Regions from separate parts of the Mus musculus genome. Here region 1 is linked to region 2. The links are chromatin loops, found by intact Hi-C in ENCODE. Cell type or tissue: gastrocnemius. All regions are shown on one strand.

The links. Peaks named below come from ENCODE experiments on the same cell type or tissue, not always from the same donor. Only the 100,000 strongest peaks of a DNase experiment are listed, where the experiment ranks them.
Region 1: a loop joins it to region 2, with 2.1 times the contacts of the local background. A loop is called at or near these places in 1 of 42 quality-filtered maps.

What each region holds. Positions count from the first base shown.
Region 1 is chr13:93,054,890-93,057,389 of GRCm38, reverse strand. The region is part of intron 9 of Cmya5 (cardiomyopathy associated 5); the gene reads left to right. Among named protein-coding and RNA genes, the nearest start is that of Gm31745, 2.9 kb to the left of the region's middle. In gastrocnemius, no CTCF peak of the experiment used is centred here; a DNase peak (open chromatin) is centred at 1,136.
Region 2 is chr13:92,878,571-92,881,070 of GRCm38, reverse strand. No RefSeq gene overlaps it. Among named protein-coding and RNA genes, the nearest start is that of Gm31630, 3.2 kb to the left of the region's middle. In gastrocnemius, no CTCF peak of the experiment used is centred here; DNase peaks (open chromatin) are centred at 328 and 937; H3K27ac peaks cover 2,113 bases.

The DNA.
Region 1 (2,500 bases), 180 kb before region 2:
CGGGGGGGGGGGGCAGTAAAGGAGAACTCGGAGGATCCAGAGAAATTAATATTATCTGAGTCCTGAGAGCCTCTGTCGGAAATATAAACAGTGTCTATTGTTCAGGCTTTGGGGAGTAAAGATGGAGGATCCAGGATCTTTCTCCTGGATTCTTTGGCTCACATTGATTTTCTGACAGATTTGAGCCATGGGAAAGCCCAAGCCCTGTTGTTGTCAGTGTGTAGTGCCTGCGTTGTTTTTCTGCACTGTTATAAAATAATGGTGATATTTAGTAACACAGAGTCTCATAATATCCTTATTTATCAAAAGAAAAATGGTTCTGTTAAAATTTTATTTACCAAGTCTTTTTAACTGTGGAAAATTAGGATATAAAGAATTTTCTTCTTAATTCTGGTTTAACTGAGTTTGCCCCACCTTATAAATTTTCTATATTTATGGCTAGTTAAGGATTTATACACAGCTTCAAATGCATGTATGCTAATGTCTTTTGTGTTTGTGTTTGTGTTTTGTTTTTGTTGTTGTTGTATTGAGAGATGGTCTTACTCTGTAGCCAAAGCTGGTTGGAATTTTCAGGAATCCTACTGCCTCAGTCTTCTGGGTGCTGAGATTACAGCCATGAGCCACCATCCTGGCTTGATTTTATATTTAATATTGTTTATGTTATGCAGTTTCCCTTTTCCTTCATTCCCCTCCCTATCCGATAAAAGTCAGCTGGGATACTTGCAAAATTCAGGTGCCTGGGCCTCTCCTCGGGAACCCAGTTCAGAAGCTGTGTGAGGTTGACCCATGCTGGGAATCCCAGCATCCTAGAGGCTGAGGCAGGAAGACCGGGAGATGGAGGCCAACATAGCTTACAAGTGAATTCAAGGCCAGCTTGGACTGCAGAGTGAGACTCTATCCAACAAAATAATTGATTAAAAATGAATTTTCAAAACTTAGCAGTTTGGATGCCCAGGCAGGGTGGGAAATGCTGCCTTTCTTACTCCTCCTACAGAGCCAGCATGCACTCTGTTCACAGTTCACAGAGAGTGGCAATGCCTGGCTGGCTGGATATTGGTGCTGCCAACAGGAATCCAGTAAGAACCAACTGTGTTTTTAAACAACAGTTCATACTTAGCCATCTGCTGTGCACTATGGTGATGGCACCATCCCATGGCTGCTTCCAGGAGTGGGGGCACAGGCTTCCTCCATACTGTTTGTACACAGGCCACCCCCTCCCCAGGACACAGCAGTACAGAGAAGAGCTATTTCACACAATTGTCAGCCTCTCAAGTCATCGTAAGCATGTGTCCCTCCCCTCATGGTCAAGGTACTGGATTATCAAATGACCAGAAAACCTACTTCAAAGTGCTGAAGTGCACGTGTGGTTCGAGGTTCTGTAAACACGGCCAGTCGACTCGTGGATTCTTCACTACCTAGAACTATTGCTCTTAAAAGTTCATTCTTTAATTTTGGACCCATTATATGTGCTTATGGTACAAATTCAAAAGACAAAAAAAAAAAAGGAAGATAGAAAACCTTAACTTTCTTTGTATCTATTCTTTGTCTCTCAATTCCCATCCCCAAAGGTAGCGACTGTCAATCTGAACCTTTCACATAAAAGCATCTATAATTTCCTAACAAATGTCAGCAATCCTACATGTATTCCTACCAGTTTGCTTTTTCTGCACAAAGATATATCTTTATGAGCATTCATATCCACACCCATGGGACTGCCTCAATTTTTAAAAAATTCTTCTGTATTCTATCTTCAGGAAGTTATTGATCCTATTTGATCACTTGAGAAACAGCCTTCCGTTCTCTTCTGTCCCCAGCCATGCTGTGGGGAACAACACCCATGCATGTACAAGTTCACACATCTACAATGTATTTGCAGAATGAATTTCTCAAAATAGCAAGACTGGTCAAAAGGTGTGTGCCTTGAATTTTGGTAGATATGACCAACTTCTTAGGGATTGTTGGGTTTATTCTCTGGCCATCAGTGCATAGGATACTCGAGTCTTCACAACCTTGCCAGTTAGATAGCTGCAAAACACAACTGTAGTTTAAGCCCTTGTTCCTGTCTCTGGGATGATGCCTTTCCATATGGTTTGAGCCACGTGCTTCCTTTTCCTACTATCCCGTCCCATTAGATTGTGATGTTTTCCTTCCTTCCTTCCTTCCTTCCTTCCTTCCTTCCTTCCTTCCTTCCTTCCTTCCTCCCTCCCTCCCTCCCTCCCTCCCTCCCTCCCTCCCTCCCTCCTTCCCCCTCTCTCTCTTTATTTCTCTTTCTTTCTTTCTTTCTTTCTTTCTTTCTTTCTTTCTTTCTTTCTTTCTTTCTTTCTTTCTTTTTCTTTCTTTCTTTCTTTCTTTCTTTCTTTCTTCCTTTCTTTCATGTACTTTGCCTACACATACACCCGTGCATCATCTTCATGTCTAGAGCTCGAGAAGAACAAAAGAGGGGAAGAGGGTACCAGATCTCCTCCAACCAGTAGTAAGACTTTCTTTCTTTCTTTCTTTC
Region 2 (2,500 bases):
GAAGTCTGTAGATGACTGGGTCCTTGGCTTCTCAGGAACTGTGTAGACAAAACACAAAATTAAAACTTCCCCTCCCACCTTCAGGAGCAGAGGCCTTAGTTCTAAGAGGATTCTTTTTATTTATCATTTAAGGGATCCAAAGAAGCAATTTCTCAAACTCCACAGAGAGCCTGTTTGTCTGGCAGGAGGTAGTGGAGAGGAGACAGGGAGATGGATTTGTGGGTTCTAGGAGCTGAGAGCCAGCCCTGCTTCCAAGGAGAGTGATTTCAGTACACATTACCCCAGGGCACTTGGCAGACAGACTTGGAGGTGGCTGGGCCTGAGGGTCCAGTCCAAGGGAGGCTGCCACAGAGATAAATGATGTGGGCCAAGGAGCCAGGGCCAGGTGGGCTTCCTGCAAAGGCCTTGGCTGGCCTCTGACATCAACAACTTCCTGGAGCCCAGGAACACTGAGGTGACACATTTTTCATTTTCTGTATTTCTTCTGCCAACAAGAAGAAACAAGAGCTTGGCAGTGGAAATTAAGTTGTTATAAGAAAATGGAGAGATTCTTAAACTTTCTGTTTGTGGACTGGGATTTACGGCCTTCCTCACCTGCCTCTGCACGCACCCCTTGTGCTAATCCAGTGAGGAGGGAAGGGCTTTGTTCACACTTTATGTCTGGACCTTCTGTCCTGGGCCCAAGAATAGGCCTCTAGCTGTGACCACAAAAGTATTCAGTGTGTCTCCCCCTCCCCACCCACCCCATTTCAATAACCATTCATCAAAGAGTTTTAAATGGAAAGCATTTGGTAAACACTGCTCAGTTTTTCCAGGCCCTTCCACCTCGGAGGGATCCGGCACATCATCTTCAGGAGACTGGATAGCCCTCAAGAGGCTGGGAAGCAGACTCCTTCCGGACAGACCTAATTAACACTGCGGACCCTTTCTGTCGCCCGCCTGGGTGTTCTGGCACAGGGTCTGCCTTACTGTTTAGACAATACCTAATCTTGGAAATGCCTCTGTTGAGGAGCCTCACCCCCCCCCCCCCAGCATATATTAAATTGACTACGCACTCAGCTGGGGGAGCAGAAATCAGACTCGGGAGGGAGAGACTGTTACCGAGAAACAGGAGGGGTAGAGATGTGACCAGGACTGAAACTACACTGAAATTCTGATTAAAGTACCAGACCCAGTTGCACAGAGGTTTCTCAGGAACACTCACACTGTTGAAAATAAACTGGAAAAAAAAAGTGACTACACACTGGCTCTCGTGTGCAGTTGTTTAACAGACATGGTGTGGCCTGTTTCCACTTCCTGACATATGGCTACTGATGAGGGAAAATCTATTTTGATTGCAGAGTGACCTTCAGCAGTTGGATGCTCTGAGAGATGAACAGCAGGCCACATTGTTTTCTTCTTGCTCACACGTCACTTTCTGGCCGTTCTTGACGGGTCATAAACACACATAGAATGCTAACTCAGTGGCTTGCTAGCTGTCCTCAAGTTGAAAAGGCACTTTTAAAAATAAATGTTCCTTATGTCTACTTTTTTCCACATTTTCAACTCTGACATTCAAGTGGCCATCACAGACCGTCAAGTAACACATTTGAAACCCAACTTTGGAGCCCCCCAGTGTGTTTCCTCCTCCAGGGCCTGTGGTGAAGCACCAGGCTATGCATGCTGTAGGTGAGATCATTAGAAACAGTGCTCGTTAGCCGTCATTACATTGCAAAGTAAGCTCAGTCTATTCTTCTAAGTTCCCATAGGAAGCTGTGTGTGCAACCAAGGCAGATGACTCCACCCAGGTTGATGAGATCCACTGTGGCAAACACTCAAGGTCTTCTCAGCCTGCTCAAGGCTGGGAAGGGCACATGCTATGTCATTCGTGAACATTCACCAGTGATCAATTACTTTGAAGCTGGCCTTGCTTGGATCTTCTTGTTAGAAAGCTGATATTCATCTTGGTTCCGGGACTCCACAGAACTTAGGAAATTAGTCTGAACAGGTGAGAGGGTGCGCCACAGAACCGGACAGCTTCTGGGACAGGCGGAGGCACAGAGCCACTGAGGCAGCACCCTTTGCGGGCCGCAGACAGCCGGCCACCATCCGGACCAGAGGACAGGTGTCTGCCTGGCTCAGGAGGCGGCCTCAGCCTCAGGAGCAGCGGGTGCCATCTTGGTTCCGGGACTCCGCCGAACTTAGGAATTTAGTCTGCACAGGTGAGAGTCTGCACCACAGAAGCTGACAGCTTCTGGGACCTGCCAAAGCAACACAGCTTCTGAGAAAGGTCCTGTTTTGGTCCTTCTTCTTCAGCCAGGAGTAGGTCCAAACACAAGATATCTGCACACCTTCTGTGTAAGAGAGCTTGCCAGCAGAGAGTGCTCTGAGCACTGAAACTCAGAGGAGAGAATCTGTCTCCCAGGTCTGCTGATAGACGGTAACAGAATCACCAGAAGAACAATCTCTAAACAGAGTCAACTATAACTACTAACTCCAGAGATTACCAGATGGCGAAAGG